Linked DNA regions of Mus musculus: region 2 is linked to region 1. A link is a loop called in an ENCODE intact Hi-C map of the cell type or tissue named here. Cell type or tissue: left cerebral cortex. All regions are shown on one strand. Each heading gives the region's core, and the rest is flanking DNA. Links, peaks and the distances in the headings are about the cores only.

Region 1 (8,328 bases), core at 196-8,195:
ACCCCAGAAAATTCCCTTTCACTAATCCTCCCTGCCCCCATAGAGGTAACTTACCGCTGTTCCTTTTTCCCCACCACAACAAGGTTAACCTCACCTAGATCTTCACTCCGGGGCCACACAATACCTTCTTGTCTACCGGGTAAGGCATCCACTCTGTGTGCCCTTTGTGAAGTTCGTTCATAGTTGAGGTATGCATTGGTGGGTTCTTTTGTTGTTGCTATTGTTGTTGCTGAGTAGAATTCTGTTATGTGGATAAACTTCATTCTTCCTGTTAATAGGCTGTTCCAGAATTGGACCTTGGGGAATAGAGCTGCCAGGAACACTTGTCTAAGTCTCAGTGGTTTCACGTTTCCATGACCTCATGTTGGGTCACTCACTAGTTTGCGTCTTTTTGATAACTAGCAGGCTATCTAAGTCATTCTCACCCCATAGTCAAGAAAAGGTCCCCAAGCTGTAGGTGGACAAAAGACCCATAGAGAGTTTTTCTTGGGGTGTGGACTAAAAGTCTATTCTCCCAGTTCCTTTGTACATCCCCCTCCCTCCCAGAGGAAGATGGCCAAGCCTGAGACTCTTGAGGGAGGTCATTGACTATTTCAAATTCTGCTTAGGGACAGTTTACTGTTAGAGACATCTGAATGCAGTGAAAACTTGTTTGGTGCCTGTGATTCTGTGAGACGCCTCCCTGTCCCTTTTCTAGGATGACTCTCTTAGAACACACATAGTGCTGCTTGTTTCTGCTAGCTGACCTGTGTCATATGCAACGAAGTCCAGATTCTAGACTGAGATGTGGGATTCTAGCTTACGCCTCCTACACTTCCCTATTTGCTCCACCCTTGCCCACCTCCAGTGAGAGACCTGCTCTTCATGTCTCTGTGCCCCAGCCTCTTGCACTTTGTCTGGCATACTCTTACTCCTCTGCCCCCGTGTTCCACTGCTGGGAAACTGGAGCATTTCGTTTGCCTTGACCTTCCTCTCCCTCCCTTCTCAGGGATTTAGATGTTTGTGTGTGTGTGCGTGTGCGTGTGTGTGATGCAGGACTAAGGACAGGCGGGACTGAGGCCCTGTGGCTTAGTGTGACAAGGGCTCTGATGGACAGCAGAGTGGGAGAGCATTCCCACACATCCTCCCTGGCGTTCCGCTTTGAAAGCTTCGCTGAGGGGAAGTAGCTTGTGGTTTTATCTGCCTCACCAGCAGGGTTGGGGGCTGTTGTAACACTTAAGGGAAAGGATGAGCTTGGTCACTGTAGAACTGACCAGGTCACTTGTTCCTTGATGGGAAACAGGGAGACTGGTCAAAGTGACCTGTAGGTTGTTGTGAGAGTGAAGCGACATGAGACATGCAGAGTGCACACAGACACATTGTAGTTTGCATGTGTGCTGCCATCTCAAGCCCCCACATATGCCTGCCTGCCGTGTATTGAATATTCAGGGGAGGTTGGAGAAGAATACATGTATTTTATGTGTGTGCCAAAGAGGCTATACATAGATGCTCACACAGATGCATGTGTCTTTCGAAGAGTGATCTGACTGGCATCAATATTCAGCAGGAGGGGCTGAGCATACACGTGTGACTCTGCATGGCTCAATACATCCCTGACTAGGCAGATGTCCATTATCATGAAGTGTAAGAAGAGAAAAAAAAACAATAATAATAAAAGCAGAAGATATGACTATGACTTGATTTGACAGGGCCTCCTGCTACTTCAGCTACCAGTGCAGACCATGAGGCAGATTAATCTGTATTCCAGCACACCACTGCTGAGGCTGGGATCGATCTAATTAGGGTATTTTGAACATCCTGTTTGCATCTAGAATCTTAGCAGAAACCAGGATGTCAGTCCATCTGGGTAGCTGAAGGGAGGTGGGCAGTGGGCTCAGTACTAAAACTGGATGGCTGTAATTTTAGAGCATAAAAACAGCGCGGCATTTGGTTTCCTTAAAACAAAGGCACCGGTGGCCTTGGGTGTTGAGTGGAAACAAAGGCAGCATGGCCTGAATTTTAAAGAAGCCTTGCTGGATCTGACCAGGATATAGCCTGATGTGTGAAGAACAGGGACCATTTCCATCCTATTAGAACCCTGGCTGACCTGTGTGTGTGTGTCCTTAGCCAAGCATTTGGACCATTGGAAGGCAGGTGGAGGTTCTGAGGCTGTAGAGTGGCCTGCCAAGCCTGGCGAGATGGATGGCTCAGCAGGTAAAGGCACTTGCTGCCAAGCCTGACAGCCTGAGTCAGAGCCCTGAGACTCACATGGTGGGAGGAGAGAGCCAACTCCTCCACATGTACCACAGCATGCGCGCGCACACACACACACACACACACACCTCTCTTCAAGACACAGGTAGTTTTGCACAGTCCTACATTCATCTCTATGGTCCTCTGCTTGCTATGGTATCTAGCACATAGAAGATATTCAGAATGCTTTATGTCCTATCACTGACCACAACTGAGGAACAATAAGCTATTTTTTATAGTTCTGCAAATTATGTATTCTCTTTTCAATAAATGGTTATTATGGCTAAATGTATTCATTTTTATTGAAAGGTAAGCTCATCTCTGCCTAGATATGATGTGTCCTTCAGCTTCCTATAAACAGCTACTACTTGCCTCGGGGATGTCTGCGGGTCTCCAGAATTTTGTATTATTTGGCTTTATAGACAGTCACACCCCAGCACTTTATTTTAATTTATTGTAGGATTAAAGAGCAAGAGTGAAGTTGACCTTGCTCCATTTTAGTATTAGAAAGATATTTTCTCACCAGGACCCAGGCAGACAAGCACACTGCAGGGACTATGGGACCAGAAAAGTGTGGAAGGAGAGAGCCAAGCCCCCAGTGCACAGGTGAAGAAGTCCCACGAAGCTCTTTTTGGTGCAGCACATCTTAGGCTGCCATCTGATGAGTGAGCACTGTGCATGTTCCCTTGAGACCATGGATTTAATAGGTGATGGATCAACCTCATCTTACAAACAAGGAAATTGAGGCAGAAAAAACACCCACTCTGAGGTTTAATAGCTAGGAACTGCTGGGGGCAGGATTTGAACTCAAGCCTGGATGGTTCTGAAGCAAGGACTTGGGGCTTGTCTCTCTCTGCAGGGACCTGATACCTATCTCCCCTTAGGAACAGGTCTCTCTAGAGGGGAAATGGCTCTTCTCACAGAGTGAGACGCTGCTTACCAAATGCATCTTGGGATTTAGACCTCGCTGACTTTTAAGAAACACTGACCTGTTCAATTTTTTGCAAAACGGTGTACACCAGAAACCTACTTGGAATGACTCCCTCATTTCCCTAGTCTGGAAAGCCCTGGTTTGCGTGTAAGTGAGGATCCTTAACTGAGACACCATCTCTAAGAGAGGTGGATGCCCAGAGTCCATGCTGAAGTATTCCTCAGATTCTACAGTAGACTGGTTTGAGGAACAGAGGGAGGGAGCGAGGGTGGGTGGATCAGCTGTAGATTGTAGATTCCTGTGCTCCTTCGAATGTGCTTTTAACCTGAGGCAAGTCATACCCTTCCCTAGGCCATTGTTTCTATATGAAGAACCCCAGGGGAAGTAGACTAGAGAGCTCTAGCCCCTTCCAGCTCTGAAAATCATAAAACTCTTAACTGCCCTGGAAAATCAAACTTTTAGCAATCTAGCTCATTGCTAATCGCCCTAGAGAGGCCCTGAGGAGAGTAAAGGGGGAAGGGTGGACCAGAGCCACCCCTCCAGGCAATTTCAGTAATTAATGTAGGAGGCAGCCAGTTGTATGACTATTGAGCAGGATGCCCAGCAGGCAGGGAGTTACATGGGCACAGTGTCTGTGCTGGCTCATACATTCCACCAGGATGCTAAGATGCCAACCTCTCTCACCAGTGAATTGAAAAATGGAGGTTTACTTGACCCTCCCCTTTGTGGGTTCCAGGGGTAGCATGTGGGATGTATAGATGTGGTGTGGTGGATTGTGTATGTGGCACCTGTGTGGCATGTATGTATGTGGAGCATGTGTGCCTGATAGGAGGATATATGTCTATGTGTTTTCCTCTGCCGTGGAGCTACTGCATCTACATGTCCACACTGACAGCTCCGTAGCCATCCTTCACCTCCATTTTATGCTGTCGAAATGACAGAGCAGCTGAGCGGTGCTGGCCAGCAGATAAACCTGTTATCTCCTCTGCTCTCTGTGCCAGCGGCTCTCCCCATCTCCTTGGTGTATGAAAAATTGACACTACCATGGGCTGAAATCTGTTCTTAGGGAAGCTACATTTATTAGTAGCTAATGAAACCTGTGTGCTAAAACTTGGGGTGGCTGGAGTGTTTCCCTATGACATGACAGGCCAGAGCTTACAGAGGTAGAAGGAGCAAGGGCAGCTTTGGGCGTGCTTGGCTTAAAGCCCTATCAGTCAGGCAGGTGACAGCTTGCTTAGTGTACTGTGTTGGTGGTCAAGGTTTCTCCTGCCTAGACTGGGCTGAGCTGTGGACGTGCATGCTAACTAAGAGTATCACAAACGTTCTTTCAAGGACCACATTTCCCTGCTTGAAACACAGTGCTCCAGATGCCTTCCCAGGCCCCGGTAACCCCCGCCCTCCTGGTAAGGCATAGAAAGAACAGTCCCTTGTAACTTTCTTCCCCATCAGAATCAGCAGGATTCAAAGGGGAGAGGACTGCAGAGTAAGGCTCTGGTTCGGTATCTGTGGAACTGTAAAATCCAAAGTCTCTTCTTTATTTAGACTCTGAAAGAAATTGCTTCTGGGAAGACTTAATTCTGTAAAGTGGGAAGACGGGTTGTTATTTGTGTCTTCCTCCATATGGCCTTTTGCTTCATTTTAGCCTCGTTAAAACTGTGGGGTTTTATAAATCCACATTTACATCGTGTCTGTCTTTTGGGCACAGTGAGCCCTTGTGGGGCCTGTTTTTAGGCAAGGTTGGTTTCAGGTCTCCTCTTCATCTTTAAGAGCCAAAGGATTGGTTATAGTTTGGAGTCGGGTAACTTTTTCATACATGGGATCGCAAACTAACCTCTCTGGGTTTTCTGTTCCAGATTAACAAGACTAAGATAAAAATAGCACTTTTCTCATAGTTTGGCTGTAAGGTATGTTGACAAAATAGTGTTCTGTCACACATGCACGACAAATGCACGAGGTGCCAACCTGCTCCCAAGTAAGACTGGGGAGAAGGGTGCTGGAGCCAAACCCGGACCTGTGACCTCGTGCGTGTGGTAGAAACATCTGCCTGCCGAGCTGTGCCTCTAGCCCACAAACAGGCATCTGAAGCAGGGTGAGAGCAGGGCAGCACGCTGCTGCTAAGCCTGACTTTGAGTAAGAATTTCCGAAAGACAGATGGCAAACTAAGGAAAACATCCACAAGATATACGAAGAAGGTAGTTTCCTTAACTTACAAAGATCCCTTAGGAATCAAAGTTAAGAAAGCTATGAGTTGGCAGGAGAAGCAAAACAAACATTAGTAAGCATAGTCTTATGAGTCCGTCATGTGCTACTGCGGCGGTGCTAAAGGAAGCCCTGCTAGCGGATGTAACGGGGCCTGAGTGTGCCTAGGAGAGTGTTTCTGGGACAGGTTAGCATTTGAATCAGGTGGCTGAGTAAAGATTACCCTCACCTGTGTAGGTGGGCATCACCCCATCTATTGAGAACTCTAAATAATAACAAAGAGGAGGGGCCAGACAGCCATCTTTCCCTGCCCTCAGACATCGTTCTCAGCCCTCCAAAGACTGGGGCTTAGTGTATTTGGCCTTTGGGCTTGCAGTGGGACTGCCCCCTCTTGCTTTCCCAGGCCTTCAGCTTGCAGATGCCTAGGATAAGATTTCTGAGTCACCCAAGCCAAACCCTCATGGCCTCTGTGTTGTAAGGTATCCTGCTGTTCCCTGGTTCAAGCACATAGGAAAAGGATGTTGCACAACTGCTAATCAGGGACGTAGGTGGGGAAGAAGGGGGTCTGGTTCTATCTGCCCGGCTGTTGTCACTTCTCTTGGGTCGTGGAGACTGTGAGGAAAGGTGTAGGGAGACATATTCAACATATGTATGTCTTTGTGTATGTGTACACATGGTATGTCGGAGGGAGCTCCTGTGCCACAGCCAGCCCACACACGGAAGTCAGGACATCGTAGTGAAGTCAGTTCTCCCTTCCACTTTGATTTGAGTTCCAGGGCTTGAACTCAGGTTCCCAAGCTTGCATGGCAAGTGCCATCTTTACCTGTTGAGCCATCTCTTCAGCCCAAATGGCATTTAACATTTTATGTGTGATTTTCATTTGAGTCACATATTTTATTTTTAAGGATATACTATAAGGGAAAAAGAACATGCAAAAGTATGCCAACAGCGTGTGAATGTCATTGTCCTTAATAACAACAACAACAAAAAAAAAAAAACCCTCACACTAGAAGCTACCAAAAATACCCAGAAATGGCTCACTAGTTAAATTCAGTGGCATTCTAGATAGCGGTTTAAAAAAGAAAGTCTGTGCTGGTAAGGGCAGTTATATTTGGGAACATATATGAGTATAATATCAATTCTCTGTTGAGAATTTACCCAAGATACTTTGTGGGTTTTTCTTGGAAGGTCAAGACAGCGGGAGGAGAATGGGGAAAGGAGAATGCTTGTACAGACACTCGTGATGTTCCGTATGTCTGTGCCGTCCGTGTGTAGCTACTTTTTTACCACGTGCATCTATCCATCCATTGCTCTCTGTTGGAATGGTCAGTAAAGCAAGAAGGAAGCCGTTTCCTCTGGTTACTGTAAGCTTGTCTTTCAACTTCCTAAAAGCCAAGACAGAGGGAGGAACCTTGATAAGGAAAAACAAAAAATTCCTCAGGAAAGAAACCCATTCTTAGGGTTCCTAGGTCTGCAGGAATGTGGCTGCTGAGATGGGATTAAACCTTGAGAGCTCTGCTCTCTGCGCCCCCTCTAAATGCACTGGTGGTCCTGGGTGGTTGCTCTTACCAACGTGTGCATTACACTCCATCCAGTGGCCTTTCTAAAAGGTTCTTTCCTTTTCTGCAAGGCTACCAGGATGAGGATTTTCAATTTTGTTTTCCAGTGGGAAGCATTAGGCAGATGTCCCATGCCTACCAAGTTGCTGTCACCTACCTGACACTGCGCTGTGGTTGTCGATCTGCACCCTCTGCCCTTAAGGAGCTCCTTCAGGTTAGGGATCCTGCTGTTTGGAGCCCTGAGCACTCCCTTCTCACACATGCAGAGCTTGGTAGTGAACACACGTGCCATCTGAAGTTGGATCTTACCGACCTCTGGCACCAACTAGGGGGGCCATGAGGTGCTTTGCTCCTGGCCTGGGTTTCTCCATCCTGCAGAGAGCGGGTTGTCTCAGACACTGCATGAGAGCTGTCTGATGTTCCCTCTCTCCTTCTGTGCCTGTCAGGTGCTTTATATGTAGATATACATGGAGGTTGTTCCCAGCTGCTGTGCTAAGTAACTTCAAAGTTTCAGGCCTGAGTATGAGATTCACTGCATTCCTTATGGCTCATCTCACACCTGTTCACCAGCTGAAGGGATCAGAGTCCCTGCTCAATCAGCCTTGAGTAGTAGAACTGGGGTGTCCCACACTCTACCTTCTGGTCTTCTCTTCTCTTCTTGGCTCATTCCGAGCGCAGCCTTGCTTCCCTCCCAAACCCCCAGCCACCAGCTTCCAACCCCACTGTGCCTTTGAAAATGTCCTGCTTATGCCATGCCCGCTCCAGAGCAGAGCTTCCTGGCACCTCGTAACCTGTTCTTCCTGTTTAGCATGCAAGGCAGCCTGTCTCTGGACCTAGGCTGGGTGCTATACCCAGAGTATGAAGGCATTAAAAAGATATCTAGAACTCGGAAATGGTCTGTTTGGGGCCCACCACCAGCTCTGGCTGGTCATACAGAGTACCTGTTTCCTTCCTACTCATTTGCCAAGGTTTCCCAAAACACCAAACTGGAATGGGAGCTGGGCATAAGCAGTAACCAATGCAGATTAGAGTCCCTGACTTCAGGCCATGCATATTGAAGGGATCGGTGATCAAATTAGTAAACATACAGTGTGTGATGAAGAGAGAAGGAAGACTCAATGAGACTCCAGGACTAGCTGTGTTAGAGCTTTGCATTTTCAAAGAGTGTGGACAAGGGAGCAGAGAAGTAGTAGAGAAGGCTGAGGCCTCTGAATCTGAGAGTAAGCATGGGTTCCCTGTAGGGAGCGTTCCTGGCAGAGGCCTTGAGGCAGGAGCACCTGTGTCGTGTCAGAAGCCGCAGTCAGGAAGAGGTCAGGAGCCATTGCTGAAGAAACATCATGGTCTTCTGTGAAGACTACGCCCATGGGCAAGGATGGACACAAGGACACCTGCTAGCAGGCTATGGCA
Region 2 (8,328 bases), core at 216-8,215, 52 kb after region 1:
TGACAAGGCAGGAGCCATATTGGACAATCTCTCTCCATCCCTGCCTGGCCCTGGCCAGGCACCCTAGGGGAGGTAGAGCACATATGAAGGTAGGCTCCATCCTGGTGGGAGGGCTGGATCTGCCCCAGGGTGCCATAGAAGCAGAAGGCTGCAAGCCTGGAAGCTCACATGAACTATCTATGGAGGTTTCCAGCTTTTGATGGATCGAGGAAGAAGGACAGCAGTCATCAGAGAGGGTCTGGCCACAGTGCAACCCCTGCGCTGACCTCCATGAGAGCAAGAGCAGATAGAGCCATGATCATAAGTCAGGGACAGGAGTTGAGGACCCTCTACCGTAGCAGTGCTGTATGACACATGTTAGACACACTGGGGGGTGGGGGTGGGGACAGGTTTTAAGTTGGCAGATTGTTAAATGTATCCCCCCACCCAAGTACAAGAATCCCCCAAGGTGAGGCCCATACTTCAGTGGGCACAGCATTTTTCCTAGGGATTCTAAAGCTACAGACATCTCAAAACTCTGCCCAAGGGCTGGAGAGATGGCTCAGCAGTTGAGAGCAGTACAGAGGACCCACGTTCAGCTCTCAGCACCCACATGGGACAGTTTGAGCCTGACAGTAGAGCCTGAAGCTCCAGCTCTAAGGGATCCTCCTATACTCTCTTCCGGTCTCCATGGGCACTGCACGCAGGTATACAAGCCCACACAGAGACTTATAATTTAAAAATAAAAACAAATCTTAAAAAAAAAATTAGAAGATCTGCTCAGGTGTGATGGTAAACGCCTTTAATCCCAGCATTAGGGAGGCAGAGACAGGGAGCTCTCTGTGAGTTCCAGGCCAACCAGGAGGAAATGAAATGCCTAATAAAAATTGGTCTCAAAAACAAAACAACAAACAAAAATTGTTTGGTGAGTATGATGGCACATGCCTTTAATCTCAGCACTCAGGAGGCAGAGGGAGGTAGATCCCTATGAGTTTGTGGCCAGCCTGGTCCATGTAGTGAGCTCCCAGCAAGCCAAGGTTGTTTAAAAAAAAAAAAAATCCGTCTAAGCCAGTGGTGCTTAGCATTGGCTGTGCATTGGTGTAATATGAGGCACAATGTCAACGAGGCCTGGGCACTAGTAGTTTATGTGATGTGTACTTGAGGATCCTGAGGGTCGCTCTAGCCTCTGATCAATTGTCAGAGACTTCAAATGAGTGTGCATGCATACAGTGTTGAACGCATGGTGGAGGAGAATTCACACAGGGAGAAATGATAACTAAGGCAGACCTGGGCCCGGGCCTGGGCCAGCATCTAACAAGAGGCTGTATCATCTTCTACAAACCAGAGCCCAGGAAGACAAGGCTTACTATATTTCACTTTAATAATGATGGGACCTGGTACAGTCAGGGCCACTCTAGTGATGGGCCAGGAGCCTCGATGGCCATTACTGGAGCTGTAAGTTATTCTCTTTATCCAAATCTTAGGCAGCAATTTAGGAAATTTAATTAAAGGGGGGAGAAACGGGGACACCTTGAGTTCCCTGCCTCCTGTTAGAATGAGTGAAATACGCAGGCTATAAATGGAGGTGCTGTCGGAGACGCAGCTCTGATGTTTTATTGCCAAGTTTTATTCGCTGATGTAAACGTAATCGCTGGCAACTGGAGTTCTATTAATGCACATATCTCCACACACCCAGGGCCCCGCCTGCCCCACCCCCACCTCTGGGCTGTTTTACTCACCTCCCAGGTCAGCCCTGGTGCTGTCTTAGGCATGCTAGTGCCAAGTCTGGATTTCCCTGCCGGTTTCATACCCTCTCATGGCAGATAAGGCTTTAATAGAATTCCATTGCTCCTCTGAGCTCAGTAATGCATTCTAGAAATTAGGCAGCTGTATCCTAAAGCCATTGTTCCCCCTTACAAATGGGCTCCCTCAAAGCCAGTGACCGTGGGGTCTCGATAAGCTTTCATGAAGCCTCGCTCCCATGTTATTGGTGTGTGCAAGGTGCGGCTCTGGCTTACATTGCTCATTGTTAGGTCCTGATACATTTAAGTCGTTTCCCCATGAATCAGGCAGCTCAGGTATTTCCCCCCTCGTGACATTGATAGATGAGCGAGAGGAAGCCATTTAGACGGTGCTCTATAGGGCCCTGGCCCGCACGGTGAATGATTTCCAATGCCTAGTTTAATTTATTTTTAAATGAAATTTGTTATTGATTCTGGATTAAAAGGACAAATCTTACGGCTGTTACCACTGACAGAGCCACAGTGCTCAAGTGACACCTTTCAAGGAGGGAAGGGGGGGTGGCCTCCCAGAGTCAAGGGGAGGGTGGGGACTCTCTAGTGAGCTCTGCAGACTTGGCAGTGAGAACACAAGGTCCCCTGCTTGGAGCAACTTTGAGATGAGCTTCTTTCCCAGCTAAAGGATTTGCTCACCTTCCAAGCCTCATTTGTGTAGGGGAAATAGCAGTGATATTTGCCTCACACCATCCACATGACTGCTGGATGCTTGCTTAGTTGCCTCCAGGGACAGGAGACTTACTCTCTCCTGGAGCATTCCAGAGCTCTGTGAGTGATTAGAATGCTCTGCCCCGGTAGATTCCTGGAGACTTTCTGGGGACAGTGTGTGGGTACTCTCTGCCTCACCCAACTCAGTCGTTTCAGACTCTGTGCTTTGCATTTGGATCAGGGATGCAGACAAGAAACAATTACACAAGGAAAGCATATAGCCTGGAGAGTCACCGCATCTGGCTCTGCTACTCACGCATGCACTTTGCACAAGTGACTCCATCTCCCTGAGCTTCAGTCTCCTTGACTGTGAAAGGAGGATATTAGTCTCAGGGGTCAGGAGTGTAAATGGTGGAACCCAGTGTAGTCTGGGCCACTCCAGTGATGGGCCAGGAGTCTCAATGGCCATTACTAAAGTTGTAGGTCATTCTCTTTATCCAAACCTCAGGCAGCAATTTAGAAACTTTAATTAAAGGGGGTGGGGGTGGGAGATGGAGACATCTCAGGTTCCCCTGCCTCAGGAGTCACGGATATGAATATGGTGTGTAAACTGTACTGGTATGGGGGATACAAGTGGAGCAGGTGGGTGCAATGGGAGAGTCCTGAGATGAGAGACAGAGGACTTGGACCTTGTTCAGGAAAGCCCTCCCTGGTTCTTACCTTCCAAAGCTGTAACAAGGAGGGCTGAGTTAAGGCTGCTCAGATATATGCCTGAGAGTCTGGTCTCTACTTCCTGGACCAACACACTTTTAGCATTGCCCTGCTTTAAGCAGCAAGTTCAGCCTTTCTGAGCCTCAGTTTCCTGACAATGATAGGACAGATATAGTACCTAGAGGCTGTTCTGGAAGGACCTGAGACTTCTTGTCCCTTTGCTGTGCCCTTCCCTCCAGTCTCACTCAGTCTCTGTCTCTCTGTCTGCCCCTCTTCATATTTTGAAATGTATTTATTTACTTCCAATCTGCGTTTGAAGAGGAGAACACTCGGGTCCGATCCCCGGTTCTGCCACCACAGTGTTCTGGAAAGATCTTGGATAGGAGTTTAAAGAGCCTCTGCACAGCTGGCTGATGCTGAAGAGGAGCTGTCCGTGGTGCTGAAACTGTGCCTCTAACATGCAACACCTAGCAGGGAGGGAAACTTGAGTTGATCCTGGTGACAACAGTATACTATCCACCATAATATCTGAAAGGGGCATAGGGAGACAGAATAAAGACAGCAAGCACGGTGTGTCACTCCGCTTTTTAGATCTCTCAAACTTTAGGTACTGTGAGCCGTGCTGGAAGCTGGATCCCTGCGGTGCTGTGTGTGTGGAGCGGGGATCTGTCCACGGTGCTGAACCCTCGCATCTAATCACCCCCGAGGCGCTGTCCGCGGTTCTTAAAGGATGAAACGAAAAGGGTGCTGTCCGCAATGCTGAAACAATGCCTGCCGGCGAAGGCAGAGGAGAAATGAGGGTAGGAAGAATCCTTCCCGGGGTCCGAAACCTTGCTCCGGATCTTCTCAAGACCTCGGAGAAGGCAGCCTTATGAAATAGGCTTTTCTTTAAAATAACCCCCCAACCCTCTTTTCCTGTCACAAAAGCCTCAGTTAAAGAGTCAAGGAAGGAATCAGAATTGGACTGCCACTCTTGGGAATGAAAGAGTCTTCATGGTTTACACACACAGACACACACACACACACACACACACACACACACACACTCCATCTAGACCTTTCATCTAGGGAGAGCCTTACAGTCCAGAAGGGGGCGATCCAGTTCACTGTGTAGAACCCCAACACCTCTAAGCTAGGAGCCCCACTAACTGCTGAGTCCCAGAGACAGGAACCACAATGATAACTACATTGTGTGGGCGCCACGATGTTCCCCACTTTACCCACCTAACTCCAAAGACCCCCCCCCCCCCAACCCCCGACACACACTGCTTCTGGTGGTGGCGTCTGTCCCCATTTTTCAGACGAAGAACTCGAGGACAGGAGAAACTACGCGTGATCACACGGGGACCCCAAAGCTGCCAGATCTTAAACTAGTTCACCTATGTCTCATCCCGGGTGCGCCCCCCACCCCTATTCACCTGTCCTGCACCTCGCCTGGCCCTGGCCCCAACACTACCCAGCTGGCAAAGTTGAGCGGCCCCTCCAGCGCACGGGTCTGGTGGCAGGTCGGATGTTTATCCCCAACGATCGGATTTCGACTCCCAACACCCTAGTGTTCCGCCCTGCGGGGGGTTAGGTCCCCAGGTGGCCTTCCACCCCCGGGCCTGCCCCACCCCCGCTCCCGCGCGGGAGGCCAGTTGCGAGTACCGCTTTAAAAATCCCAGCCTGGGCAAAACTTTGATGATAAATCAAGCTGCGGATCCCTCCGCCGCCGCCGGCTCAGGGCGGGGAGCGAGGGGGAGGGCGGGTGCGCGGCGGCGCGGAGTGGCCTTCCGCGCAAGCGAAGAGTCCCGCAGTCGGAGGCGGCGGGCTGGGCGTGCGCTCGCTGCCTGCAGCCGGGGCCGGGCCGGGGCCAGCAGGAGAGGGCGGCGGCGGCGCCGGGCAGGGTACGGCGGGCGCGGGCTTTGCGGGCTGCGGAGCCCCGATGTGAGGCGGCGGCGCCCCCGGCCGGAGCGCGCAGCATGGGGGCCCCGCTGGCCGCGGCGCTGGGCGCCCTCCACTACCTGGCACTTTTCCTGCAACTCGGCGGCGCCACGCGACCCGCAGGCCATGCGCCCTGGGACAACCACGTCTCCGGACACGGTGAGTTTGCGCGCAGCCCCCACGGACTTCCCCCCACTGAACCCCACCCCGGTCGCAGCCGCTCCAACTTGGCGGTCGCGGTGCTCGAACCTGCGCCGACTGATGCTATGGCCCAGAGTTCCGGGGCGCCCTCTGCTGGGACTGGGGACCCACCCTGTCTCCTATCGGGGCCAGCTCTGCGAGAAGGGGTTCCCAAGAGCACACTCGCTCTGGCCCCAGCTCGCAGAAGACCCCCTCCACGCGCGTACACACTCACACGGATACACACACCTCTGCGACCATACAGATGTCTCCAACCGCGGACACACTCAGCCACGCTCACTGCATCCCACACTCACAACTCTGCACATCCCCTCTGAGCCTCTCCTCGCTGGTAAATATACTTGTGCCCACTACGCACACGAATCAGACACTGGCTGGTGGCTCACCCTGCCAGCTGGCACTCGGGCACACACGCTTCGCTTCGCCACAACTCTTGCCTGTCTGCCTGCAGACACGGATACACATGCACGCACGCACTTGTGCACACACTTTGCCCACCCACTTCTCTCTGCCCCGATTCCTTTCTCCTTTGTGGGTTTAACGCTGAAACTGCTCCTGCATCCTCTTCATCAGGATCCATCCCTTCCACGGCCGGGAATGGTCCTGAGGGGCGCCAGATGCTGTTGCTTAAGACCTGCTAGCCTGGGTGGCAGCTTCCTTTGCCATCCATGTGGGTGGGTGGCATCCAGGGGTAGGGACAGTCTGGGGATAAGAAGGTAGGGACGGAGAGCTGGGATACACTGGAGTAGTTGAGGTCTATTCTTTCAGCTAGAGGCCAGGAGTAAAGAGGAATGTAGGGTGTTTGTCCCTGGGGGGATCATGAACCCCTTGAATCCTACAGGACACCCCCATCTCGGGGACCCCATCTCAACCTTGCCCCTAGAGGACTGAAATGTTGAACTCCAGCATTGTGGGAGCAAGGAGAAAGCAAGTGCTGCCTGCACGAGTGTCTGAAGCGCCTTTCCTCCCCACAGGAGCCCAAGTTGGCAGCAGAGTTGGGTGGTGTGGGGCAGGCAGCTGTGGAGGCTCCCTGCCCCTGAGCCATGCTGTGTGATGGGGCAGGGGTGGTTGAAACCAGAGGTGACCCTGCTTCCGTCCATCCCTTCCCTCATCAGAGGCTACAGCACACGTGCTGTGCTCTGTGTGCCCAGGCTGGGAGAGGTTTGAACAAAGGGCTGAGAACAGGATGATTTCTTTTGATGGGAGTGAGTTAAAGGTGTGCGCCAGAGCCTGGAAACCCAGGCAAGGCCTTTTACAGGTGTGCTGCACGATTGGGGTTGCTCCAGAGGGAGGGGTTTTCAAAGCCATGCTCAGAATTCCTGTGCCTAAGGGAAGCCCAGATCCCCGTATCTACATACACCTCACCTCCTCGCTATGTTGGACAAAAACCTCTCACATACCTTGATGTCCATCATGATTTCTGCTGGCCTGGCAGGAAAGGTAGAAAACAGGGAAAGGACTATTTTGATGCTCTATTCACAGAGGAGAAATCAAGTCTCAGAGAGGTGAAGGGAGTTGCCCAAGGTCACACAGTGAGAGAGCGGCTGAGCCAAGACTGGCTCCAGGGTCTGTCAGGCGAGAAGCAGCACTTTGTCCAGGTCATTTCTCTCCCTGTCACATTTTTTTTTCTCATTCAGGGGAAACTGGGAATTCCTCCCTTCTCTCCCCTCCCGTCTGCCTGTCCAGCTCAGTTCCTTGGCACTGTCAAAACTTATACTAGGAGGCCTCTTCAAGAAGGACTTGCCTTTCTGAGTTTGAGATCCCTTGAGGTACAAACATAGAACTCTGAGGCCTATGGTCATTGTCTTTGGGGCACCAGACCCTCCGAATTTGGGTCATTCTTGAGTAAGCAGGCTCTTTCCTTTGTGTGACAGTCTCCTCCTGCCCCCTGGTGCCAGCTGCGCTGAGAGGGGCACAGCCCTACTGATCTTCTCATCCCCACTCTGGACCAACCCCTGAATTGGGGATTCAGGGAGGTGCTGGATGCAAAGGGGACAGGACCAGTTTCTGAGAATCTGATCTCCTCTTGACTGTCTCTGGGTAAATGGGTCACCCCTTGGGACCTCCTCTGCTCTGTCCCTCAAGAGATGGCCCCACTGCTCTGCAGGGGCCCGTCCACCCTCTCGACATTGCCAGGCTCAAAGTCACCAAGCACTGGCTGCTAAGGAGCCCCACAGCTGCCCCTCTGCTGGGTCCAGCACCCTGTCACCACAGGAAGGGTCTGGAGCCACTCACTTAATCACAAAAAGAAACAGTTATTAATGATAGTGAGACGCGGCGAATAAGTGGGTCATGTCTAATAAGCCATTTGTGTTCAGGAGGAGAATACCAATTTGATAAAAGCTGTGTGTGCTGAAAAAGCCCCGAAATTGCTGTTTAGCAGATTGGAGCCTGATCGTTTCATTATTCCTGGGCTCCGCATGTCCTCAGCTGATTCAGGGAATAAGGCCAGGTCAGGATGGTGTCTATGGGTTTAGGAGAAAGGGTTGGGGCTCGGAGCAGGGAGTCCTAGGGATGAACCCACAAACCTCAACTGCTTAGCTTGGTGTCAGCTCACGGCTGCAGCTCCACCTGATCCTGCCCAGCCACCAGCTATTGCCTTGCACCTGTCTGTCCCTGGGGTTGTCACACGGAGTGTCTGTGACCAGGCAGGTCAGCCAGCAAGGATGTCTGTTTACTCCCCAACACCCCCCTCCCCCAACGTCCACTCAACCGCCTTCAGAGGAAGCATCGCCAAAGCTTGCAGAATGGATGGTGCCTGGCTCTCAGAAGGCACCCGAACCCCAGCACTCAGAGACAGGATGGGGAGACTCACACCTCCTACATCGCAATGGCAGCTGCTCTGGCTTTCCTCACAAGAAAAGGGCAGCTCATGGCTATGCCCCTAGCAGGGGTGGGAGGGGATGGACCTACAGTGTATGGAATGCTGACTGTGTGTTCTAAGTGCCCAGACCTCTCCCCACTGTGAACTCATGCAGGCTGGCATTAGATAGATACTCAAGAAAACTGCGTTTGGAGAGCTCACCAAACGACTCACCCAAGGTCACTGTGCCTGTGCAGAACCTGGAGG

The links. A loop is a pair of places that touch in the nucleus more often than their neighbours do. Peaks named below come from ENCODE experiments on the same cell type or tissue, not always from the same donor. Only the 100,000 strongest peaks of a DNase experiment are listed, where the experiment ranks them.
Region 2: a loop joins it to region 1, with 3 times the contacts of the local background. A loop is called at or near these places in 5 of 42 quality-filtered maps.

The regions. Positions count from the first base shown.
Region 1 is chr2:157,857,359-157,865,686 of GRCm38, forward strand. The region is part of intron 11 of Ctnnbl1 (catenin, beta like 1); the gene reads left to right. Among named protein-coding and RNA genes, the nearest start is that of Vstm2l, 53 kb to the right of the region's middle. In left cerebral cortex, for the core only: no CTCF peak of the experiment used is centred there; DNase peaks (open chromatin) are centred at 1,148, 1,404, 1,888, 2,175 and 3 more places; H3K27ac peaks cover 2,007 bases.
Region 2 is chr2:157,909,716-157,918,043 of GRCm38, forward strand. It overlaps Vstm2l (V-set and transmembrane domain containing 2-like), which reads left to right and starts at 4,938. Exons shown (of 4, transcript NM_198627.2): 1 at 4,938-5,216. The coding sequence starts at 5,096. In left cerebral cortex, for the core only: CTCF peaks have their summits at 4,236 (motif pointing right) and 5,351 (motif pointing left); DNase peaks (open chromatin) are centred at 3,605, 3,793, 4,215, 4,817 and 4 more places; H3K4me3 peaks cover 2,030 bases; H3K27ac peaks cover 812 bases.